Regions from separate parts of the Homo sapiens genome. Here region 2 is linked to region 1. A link is a contact called in ENCODE Hi-C data. All regions are on one chromosome and are shown on one strand. Each heading gives the region's core, a stretch centred on a gene start or an enhancer-like site at or near the end of the contact. The rest is flanking DNA. Distances are from core to core; before and after follow the strand shown. Region 1 overlaps ZNF521 (zinc finger protein 521). Region 2 overlaps SS18 (SS18 subunit of BAF chromatin remodeling complex).

Region 1 (5,025 bases), core at 1,250-3,749:
GGCCGAGCGGAGGGCGCGAGGCGCCGCGGCCCGAGGGGCGCGCGGCCACGAGGAAGTATAGTTTCTTTCAGGGCTGAATTGAAACAACTTCAGCTGTTTGCTTTTAGGATGTCTCGCCGCAAGCAAGCGAAACCGAGATCCCTCAAAGGTAAGGAGGAACCCCCTGCTCCCCGCTTTCCCCCATCCGCGAGTGTCACTGTGGGTAGCGGAGCGAGGGCTGCGTGGCTGCGAGGCGTGTGCGCGCGTGAGTGTGAGTGTGAGTGCGGGGGCGCGCGCGCTCCCCTCCCCGCTGAGCCCCTAGGTGGAGTGAGGGTGAGGTGTCGGGGTGGGGGGAGACGAAGACGGGAGGAGGATCCCCGAATGGGGCGGCGGTAGAAAGTGGGCGAGAAAAGACAACAACAACCGAAAAAAAAAAAGAGAGAGAGAGAGAAAGAAACGAAATTATCCGGAGAGGGAGGAAAAAAAAATATCCCGTCTGAGATCTACATCTGGGCTGGAGGAAAAAGTTTCTGTTGTGTGTTTTCGCAAAGAATAAATATGCAAAACCGTGCGGTGCTTCTTTTTTCCTTTTCTTTGGAAGAAGAAAAAAGTCATCTCGGAGGTGGGGAGCAGCCCCCGCTCGTGACAAACGTGGCCCGGGGTCCCGGCCGCCGCCTCCCGCCCGCCCGCGTCCTGCTTGGGTCCTCTCCGCACGTCGCCGGAGTAAACAGACCCCGGCCGCCGGCCGCGGGCACCGGACCCCGGCTCGGGCCTCAGAGCACCCCTCTTGGCCATTCCCAGAAGTTGACCGCCCCTCGCCCCTACTTCTCCCCGCCGCCCCTGGAGTCCTTTGCGTTTCGCGGTGGGGTCCAGCTCTCCGTCGTCCCTGTTGGAGAGGGAAGTTGCGGGGCGTGCGTGCGGGATTTTGGGGGCGCACTAGCTGGCTGCGGCGGGGGCGGGGGTCCCTGAAGTTATCGATCTGATGGCTGTGTTGGAATGTGGCGAGGAGAGTCACGTGGCGGCCTCCTCCTCCTCCTCGGCCGCCTCCTCCACCTTCGCGAGCCTCCTTCCGAGGAAATCGGGGGCGGGCGGCCGAGGGGAGCCGCGAGGTCCGGCGCTCCGAGGCGGAGAGCGGGGAGGGCGGGCGGCGGAGCGCGAGGGCCGGAGGAGGGGCGCGCGGGCAGGACGGGGAACCGGGGCGAGGGCCAGGGGGCCAGCGCTGGAGGCGGCCGCGGCCCCCGCGACCCGGAGGCGGAGGACAAAGGGCGGCTGGTGCGCCCGCCCGGGCCCGCTGGGTCCCGCCGAGGTCCGCGCGGCCCGGCCCCGCCCTCTGGTCCCCGGCGGCGCAGCATCCTCTTCCTCCTGGCTGCCGGGCCGCGGCGCCCCGTGGCCCCGGTTCCCGCACCAGCTTCCCGACTCGCCGCCGGCCCGGGGAAAAGGGGTGGGCAGGGCCCGGCGCCCCACGCCTCCCGGCCCCCGGCCGCTGTGCATTTTTGAACTCGATGAACGGAGCCCTCACCGCACACACAAAGCCCTTTCTTTCTTCTCCTGGGAAGGGACGGGGTGGGGGAGGGCCTCGCAGATTGGAACGCTTGCTTTTTTCCTAAAGCGCAGAAGTTTTAGTTCGGGAACGAGGTGAATCATTGGCATGTGTCTCCACACAGTGTGTCTGGTGGTTTCCGTCACATGGGCCCCTCATTTTTCTGGGGGAAACCTAGACCCAGGGCCTGAAAGATCCAAGTGTCGACAGTGAAAAAAGAAACGCCACGGGCGTGCGCGGGTGTCAGGGTAACGGTGGACCAGGCTCGCGCCGGCGAGACTTGCCCGAGACCCCGGCTTTCTTGAAAGTAACGCTGAGCGAAGTACCAGGACAAACCTCTTCCTAGTCACTTGGAAAGAAGAACTTTCCGAGTTGAAGTAGGATAGCGGTTAGTGCCTGTCCGGTGGAAAGGGCTCCAAGAAGCTTCTGAAACCCCGTGAAGGAATTTGGGAGGGATTTTTCTTTTCAAAAAAAAAAAAGTTTATTAAAGTTTGCACGATTGGCAGTTTTGTTCACTCGCAGCTTCTGAGCATTTGGTTCACCTGCTTTTGGAGTGAATTTACAGCGAAAGTTTGGTTGACTGTGAATGCGTTTGTTCCCAGTGCTTCCTGAAGATGATTTCTTCTCATGCACGTAGGATTTTATGGGCAGTAAAGGGAATCCGTCAGTTGACGGTATTCGCTGGGCAGGTTTGATAAGTCGAACTGCAAAATACCTGTGCAGTTCTTAGGTTAATAAGCAAAAAATGGCAAGTGAAGAATGAGTAAAGAGGACATTTTATTCTTTTATCGTCATGTTGCAAAATTATCCAAATATCTTCCCCACAAAGACAGCATCTGTTTCAACTGCTAAATTCTAAATAAAATATTTACACTAAAAACAAAGATTTAGCTTCCATATTCTGTGTGGGCGCGGAACACAGTGCTGTTCTCTCCTATCAGCTGCTTGGACAACTCCCAAAAGAGCGAATGGCCTCAGGTGGGCTGGCTGGGCTTTTGGGGATGAGAAGCTGAAGACAGGAATAAAAATAGTACAGTCCTCACTGAAGAGCGGATTGTTTTTCTTCAGGGTATGCCTTGAAAAATTCATATGTAGATGAGCTATACCAAACGAATCATTTTGATATTAGTAGCGGTTTTGAAGAAGAGGAAGGGCATTCTGGGTGGCTCTTGTTAAATACCTAGCCTTCTCTTCAGTATTTTGATTTCCCTATGTCTTCTTGGAAGGGTCTCCAATTTTTCAAAATGTGTTGTAGGAGTGTTCTGAGTATGCGGATTGTCCATTATATCATTCAGAAGGTCACACTTGGATCATAGAAAAGCCAGAGAGGTGTTATTATGACCTGTGTTCTGGTATCATATTAGTAGTAATATGCAGTGAACAACACTTTGCTATCAGCAGGTATAGAAAGGCAGTCCTGTTGTGTTTCTTCATTTATGAATAACTGATTAATAGGTTTGCAATTAAAAGATAAAAAGTCTGATTTTATTAGATGAGTGACAGTATTTCAAAACCATGTAGATTATAGCCAACTTGAAGGAGGCATTGGAAACCATGAAAATGCAATAGGCCCTTCTAAATAAAACATGAAGTTCTGCACTGAATTTCCAACTTCTGTCTTACATGCATACTAGTACTTTAACCAACAAGATGTAAAAGATATTGCTGACATGACTGTCAATTTGATATAATTTGAAACTTGTATCTCAGGAAAGTCATTTACCTAAGGCAGATAAAAACATGAAGACACAATGTCAGTTAGGTTTGGAGTCTGTATTTTCAACCAAATGCTTAAAAATACAGATTACCAGGACATTTCTATTAACAGTTGAATTTATTGTGTGAATTCTCATAATTTAGTACCCTGAAGGAATAATTATGTTTACTTGAAAAAGTATGCTGGGTTTTTTGTTTGTAGGAAACTTCAGTGTAATTGTCCTAAGAATCCATCTCCTGAGAGTAGGTACCATATTTCTAGCTTCAGTGGAGCAGGTCCTGGTTGGTCTACTTACCTCCTCTAAAGTACATTAAACCTGTTAAACACCGAAAAGATTCACTTTTCTATTTGTAAAAGCTGGAAATATATTTTGAAACATGGAACTCCTTTACCCCTCCTGCCTTTCAAAGCCCTAGCATCAAAATTCTATCAGCCCACATACAAAGTTGACAAACTTATTCTGTCCTTATGGTACGAATCTTCTGGATAACCCCTTCTATTTAATGAAATAGAGAATTGAAGCCAGTTATTAGAGGCATGGATGGACAGACAATTAAATGAGTCACTCTTTCTGCCCCATTTATATTATTTGGATATTTGTCTCAATTCCTGAGAGTAGACATGGTACTTGAGTAGATTACCTGACTCAAAATAGTTCTCCTGTCAGCTTATTTTTAGAGGCAGCAAATCAGTTGCATCAAATTGGTCAATTGTGACCTATTTCTATTTTTCTTGCTGGCTATTTATTCTCTTTCTTGTGGTGCCTCTCTGATGGAAGTTTCTCGGCCATTTTACCTAATAACAAACAATTTTTTTTTGAAATTTACTCCAAAAAGCACTGTAAAAAGGAAAAAGTGGTCCACTATATAAAGGTGTGATATATTCAGTAAGAGCCAAGTTATAAAGCTGGGAAGGAGAGAGGGGAGCACTTAGTCATTTAGATGGCCAAGTTAAACACAAGACACAATTAGGATATCTGAACCCTCAGGTGTTCATAAACCCATACCAGGGACCTCTGGAGAGGAGTGGTGGGAACCAGGGAGAAAGAGAGCCCCAGAAGTGCCTTGTTTAACTTGGCCGTCACAGTAGCTAACCCTTTGTAACTTGGCACATTTTGAAGTTATCACACTTGTGATTGACCTTTCCCCCATTTACCTTCTTTTGTACTTAGGAAGGTTTATTTTATTTTATTTTTGAGTAGAGTAATTTATTTAGAAATGTAATAGAGTGGCAAAACTTAGTCTGCAATTTAAAGAAGAAATGTAAACTATAGAATTTGAATGTAAAGGCAATGGATTTTAAGCCTGAAACCTTTTGAAAGTAAGAAAACCTGTGTATTAGGCTGTATTCTCTAGTGGAAAAGCTCTAAAAATTGTAGGTGTTAGAAAAGCCACCTCAGGGAGCTTGTACTGGCCCTGAAATTTAATAGAAACATTAAACTCTGCAGTCCTTATTTAAACACATTTTTTTCTCTTATGTTCAAAGTCAAAATATATATACTTACGGGTAGACAGGTGAAGTATAACCAAAAAAAAAGTGTTTCTCTTATATTTCATATGTTTCATTTCTTAGACAAAAAAAAACCTCATCAGTAAAGATTGAGTTTTGATTTTGGAAATGATGACATAATTAGAAAAAAAAAGCCCCCAAGTTTGTGTGTAAAGGTAATTGTTTTAAGACAGTGCAGTGCTTTGCTTTTAAGAATTGCAATATGGCTTTCCCTCAAAATTATTTTTAGATAGGTTGTGACTCCCTTTTTTCATGATTAGATTTTAACCTAAGGTAAGTT
Region 2 (5,025 bases), core at 1,365-3,864, 710 kb before region 1:
CATAATGTTTTCAAGGTTCATCCATGTTGTAGCATGTATAAGTATTTCTTCTTTGTGGCTGAATAATATTCCGTTGTATTCATATGCCACGTTTTGTTTATCCATTCATCAGTAGGTGGACATTTGAGTTTTTTCCAGTTTTTAACTATTATGAATAATGCCACTGTGAACATTTGTGTAGAAATTTTGCGTGAATGTGTGTTTTCAATTCTTTTTAGTATGTACCAGGAATGGAGTTGCTAGATCATATGGTAACTGTTTAAGTTCTTGAGGAACTGTCAAACTGTTTTCCACAGTGGCTGTACCCTTTTACATTTCCACCAGCATATATGAGAGTTGCAATTTCTATACATTGTTCACAACACTTGTTATTTTTCTGGACTTTTAATTTTTATGTTATTGCAGCTATCAAAGTGGGTGTTGGTCATTTATTTTTGTTTTTTAGAAAGCCTTGCAATTTTTAAGAGTGTTAGACCTTGTGGTTGAACAATTATAGAAGCTCTAGTTTGTGTTACTTTGCTCCAAAGAGAATTAAGTTTTCCTTTGGTATGTGAAGTACTAGGAGGTTACCTTGAATCTATTAAAGGTTGGTTATAAGACTTTTTAGGGCTGATCTATTTCAATTTCGACCTTACTCTTAAGGAGTAGCTGGCCCTTCTGTAGTCTCAACAGAGAGTTGGAGTTATTTATGAAGGCTCCTCTAACTTGGTGGGGCCTACACTCCAGTCTTTGTCTCCATATCAGTGAGCAGCAGCTGGAATCTCTGCTGAGCTCTTTAGCCTCCTACCTGCTATTTCGACTAGTTTTCTTGAATGTTTCCCCTCTTGTGGTCCTTTCTCTCTGGAAATTTATTCTTTAGTTTCCAGCTCTTTGATAGTCAAAAATTCTGACTCTTTTTTTTCCTTAGTCCAATTGGACTGCACTTTCTACTTGAGCTGTATTTCCCTGTTACTCAGCAAACTCAAGGAAAAAGCCAAGATAATTGTGGAGCTGGTCTTATATGCTTCCGTTCTTTCAGGAGTTGTAGCCCCTTCTGTTCCTCTTTGTGTAAGTCACTCTTTAGTGGCTTCAAACAGTTTTTACTTTTTGTCTAGATTTTATGAGTTTTATTTAGCTGAGGGTTAGTTTGATACAAGTTATTCTAGCATGGTGGTAACAGTAATGATGTTTTATTAGTTGAATTACAAGAAAATGACCTCACTATTAAGAGTGAGAACATGAATTTTTAACAGAAAATTTGGACAAGAATAGAGGAAGGAGGATTTCTGTTTTCAGACAGAAGAGGGTTAAGGTAGCCAGGTTTGAAGGATGATAAATAAGGATGATTAAAAGTTAGATAATATGACTCAAATTAGTGTTTTTTGTTTGTTTTTTTGTTTGTTTTGGTGAAAACTGAACAAGGTTTTTAAGTGTTTAAAGAATACAAGTTGGAGAAATAATATGAGAATTTAAGAGAAAATAAGAGCATTCATCTGGATTTAGTTGTGAAGAAATTAAAATTCTGATTTTAAAATGTGTGCTATTAGAGTAGACTTGTTTATTTCTGTAAATGTTAGTGATTATTAACTGTTTGGAGGTTTGAGTATTTAAATGTGATGGCCAAATAACAATGTGTATCTATTAAGTGTGCCAAAGAGAATTGTGTTCACAAAATGGAAAGGCATACAGTAACTGGCCATTTTTAAATGTAGGAGGAAGAGAACAACTGATAATACAGGAATGGACATTACATTTAGAACATCGAAGTAAAGAATAATGCCTCCCTCTCCTCCTACAAGATTAAAAATGGGGGATTGGAGCGAAACTAACCGTTTGCTTTCTCCACCAAAATATCCCTAAGAAGGGACCCAGGTGTGGCAGACCACCTCATATCTGTTTTTCCTTTTGCCCTTTTGTGAACTCTGAAGGTTAGTCAGTGGTTTTCTTCAAAATTGCATTAGGAAATTTGCCAAGGGCATCCTTTTGAGGCAGCTGTCTCTGTACCCTTGGAGGCCATCAGTAATGTTTCCAATCTATAGCAGTAGTCGGCACAAAAATGTTGAACTGTTGTCTTCATGTTTTAAAACATTCCTCTGCTGCCACTATCCTCCACCCCGAAATAGTGTAAAATATGGCACATTTTGGGACTTAGAGTCCTTTCATCATTTTTTGTTACTGTACATTTTTAGGTAAAATCCATCATTAATAAGTGTATCCAATACATCAATAATGAAAGGACATTTAATTTTTTTCACATAATTTAGATAATAATAGACACATTAGAAATGCTTAATATATAAATAAATGAGAATTTTTTGTATAGAATGTTAACATTTTAATTTTCACTACTGAGATTTTATAAAGTAAATATGCTTTAAAGTTTTGGGGGTTATTAACTATGTTCATGATGAAAATGCATTAGAAGAATTCGAAATGCATTTGTGTTTTTGTTCTTACTGCAATTTAGTAACATAAGCAACTCTTTTACCCTATGCATCTTTCGTATATTAGTCTGTTTCTCTTGTTTTACTAAACTGTCTTCTTTCAGCCACCCACACAGAATATGCCTATGGGTCCTGGAGGGATGAATCAGAGCGGCCCTCCCCCACCTCCACGCTCTCACAACATGCCTTCAGATGGAATGGTAGGTGGGGGTCCTCCTGCACCGCACATGCAGAACCAGATGAACGGCCAGATGCCTGGTAAGTTTTTCTCCTCTAAGACATTAACACCAGAGTTGCTTAGCAACTGAAACGACATGGGGGCTCAAGGGATACTAGATTGTTGATGACAAAACTGCTTTGAATGCCCCCGAGTACAAGCTCTCTTAGAGTTTGTTAGCTACAGAGCTACGTGACCTGTATTCAGTGTTTATCAGGCTGCCCTTGGGCTTTGATGTAGCTGACACACACCATTCCTCTGATGAACAGAACTGGCTAAATTTAGTCTGTCTGAAACTGCAATACAGTTGGCTTTAGAAGCTTTTTGGAAAAAAAGGCGTTGCACCATGGCTTAAGAATTAAAGTCTGTTTAAAAAAGATATTATAACATTTCCCTGAGTTTTTATTTACTTAAATATTGATTGATCTCAGAAACAGTATCACTGGGAAAAACACATGGGGAAAGAAAACAGTCTCTGAAGTGCTGGTGTATTTAGTATTTCCTTATTGATATTGAAGCTGAATCTAAATTTTTTTAATACATAGGTTTATAGCATAACATAAATATTGGAATTGATTTTAAAGCAAAAATTAAAGGCTGAAAAATAATGTAAACTTCCTTACATTATTTATACACTGAGCCATTCTCTTTTCTATTTGTCAATTTTAAGTGTAGGGTCACTAGGTTGATATGTTTTAAGACATTGGATGCTGATTTAGTTACCTTTGGCTGGTTTGAAATTTTAATCATACAAGTATCTTTACACTATTTTGTTTTTGTAACAGTAGCATCAACCCATGGCCGTAATTTTTGGTAGAATATTATCTACATTAGGTATCAGAATATTTTTACCTTCTAAGACAAAAGTTATTTTCATTGATAAAGAAGACATTATACAACTAGCAGTAATGGAAATAAAATAACAGAACAATTATTAAAATTAGTAATTGGCATCTTTAGGATACTGTTTTCTGTAGCCGATTGTGTTGATTGATAGCATTGGTGTCCAAGGATGATGGGTGCAGTAAGGAAACAAGAGAGCACAGAGCAAAAGAGGTAAGGTAGCCTGGCTTATAGAAGATTGAGGTGTGACTGATCATATAGGAGGGCAGTGGTGTTTCAGTGGCTGTCTCCTATTTCCTGCTAAGGCTTGCAACATATATGGCACACATCCAGTATGGAGGTAGGAATAAAGACATCACTGCTTTTCAGTTTGTAGTCATATTGTAGTCAAGAGAAAGCTTCTTGCCAAGTCCACATTTAGTTCACCAGGACACACTGTTTTTAGAACTGGAAAGGTAGTGATAGTGCAGGTTAGCTAGTTAGGAGTTTTGTGACTTTTTATGATGGTACTTTGAATTAGGATTTTGACTTAAATTCTCTGTGTAACATTGAAGCCTAAGGCCAAAGAAGCATTTGAGCAGCAGTACAGTTATGGTTAACATGACATTTTGGTTTTGTGTAAGGCCTTCTGAAGTATATTCTTTTATAAGCTAGTTATTATCAACCACTTATGACCTGGGTTGTTCAGAATACTATAGAGCTTCCGAAACAATAGTTAAGAATTTCTCCAGGCCAGGCGCGGTGGCTCACGCCTGTAATCCCAGCACTTTGGGAGGCCAAGGCGGGTGGATCACGAGGTCAAGAGATTGAGACCATCCTGGCCAACATGATGAAATCCCGTCTCTACTAAAAATACAAAAAATTAGCTGGACGTGGTATTGCACGTCTGTAATCCCAGCTACTCAGGAGGCTGAGGCAGGAGAATCACTTGAACCCAGGAGGCGGAGGTTGCAGTGAGCCGAAATCACGCCACTGCACCCCAGCCTGGCGACAGAGTGAGACTCCATCAAAAAAAAAAAACAAAAAAAAAAAAAACAGAAAGAATTTCTCCTAACAATAGTTACGGAGTTACAGTTAAGTGTAGGAGAAATTGGAAGGCCAGTAACTTATATTTTCTTTATTTGTTCCTTATAGCATTTAGCCAACCTGTTTATGCACACAAATTTGCATCTTGGCTGTTTCCTATTTCAGTTTGGTTTTTAATGTATATTTCATTATGTAGACTCAGTTTTAGAGCTACTTATGTTCTCATTGATCTGGGTCAAATCACTACTCAGTCTCAGGTTCCCTTTTTTAAAAATTACTATTTTTTTCTTTTTGAGACAGAGTTTTGCTCTTGTCGCCTAGGTTGGGGTGCAGTGGCACAATCTCGGCTCACTGCAACCTCTGCCTCCCGGGTTCAAGCGATTCTCCTGCCTCATCCTCCCGAGTAGCTGGGATTACAGGCGCACACCACCACACCTGGCTAATTTTCGTATTTTTAATAGAGATGGGGTTTCACCATGTTGGCCAGGCTGGTCTCAAATTCCTGACATCAGGTGA

What was found. Hi-C counts contacts between places; a loop is a spot of excess contacts on that map. Pooled maps may share reads with other maps.
Region 2: a pooled map of heart left ventricle shows a loop between it and region 1 (2.3-fold over the local background). The contact joins two enhancer-like sites. A Hi-C loop is called at or near these places in 1 of 50 pooled maps.

Annotation. Positions count from the first base shown.
Region 1 is chr18:25,346,030-25,351,054 of GRCh38, reverse strand. It overlaps ZNF521 (zinc finger protein 521), which reads left to right. Exons shown (of 8, transcript NM_015461.3): 2 at 108-148. The coding sequence starts at 109. Among named protein-coding and RNA genes, the nearest start is that of ZNF521, 3.6 kb to the left of the region's middle. Within about 2 kb of position 2,499, at least 3 of the 41 ENCODE cell types and tissues checked have a DNase peak (open chromatin) inside an H3K27ac peak, as active enhancers do.
Region 2 is chr18:26,055,245-26,060,269 of GRCh38, reverse strand. It overlaps SS18 (SS18 subunit of BAF chromatin remodeling complex), which reads left to right. Exons shown (of 11, transcript NM_001007559.3): 4 at 2,528-2,681. Among named protein-coding and RNA genes, the nearest start is that of SS18, 33 kb to the left of the region's middle. Within about 2 kb of position 2,614, at least 2 of the 41 ENCODE cell types and tissues checked have a DNase peak (open chromatin) inside an H3K27ac peak, as active enhancers do.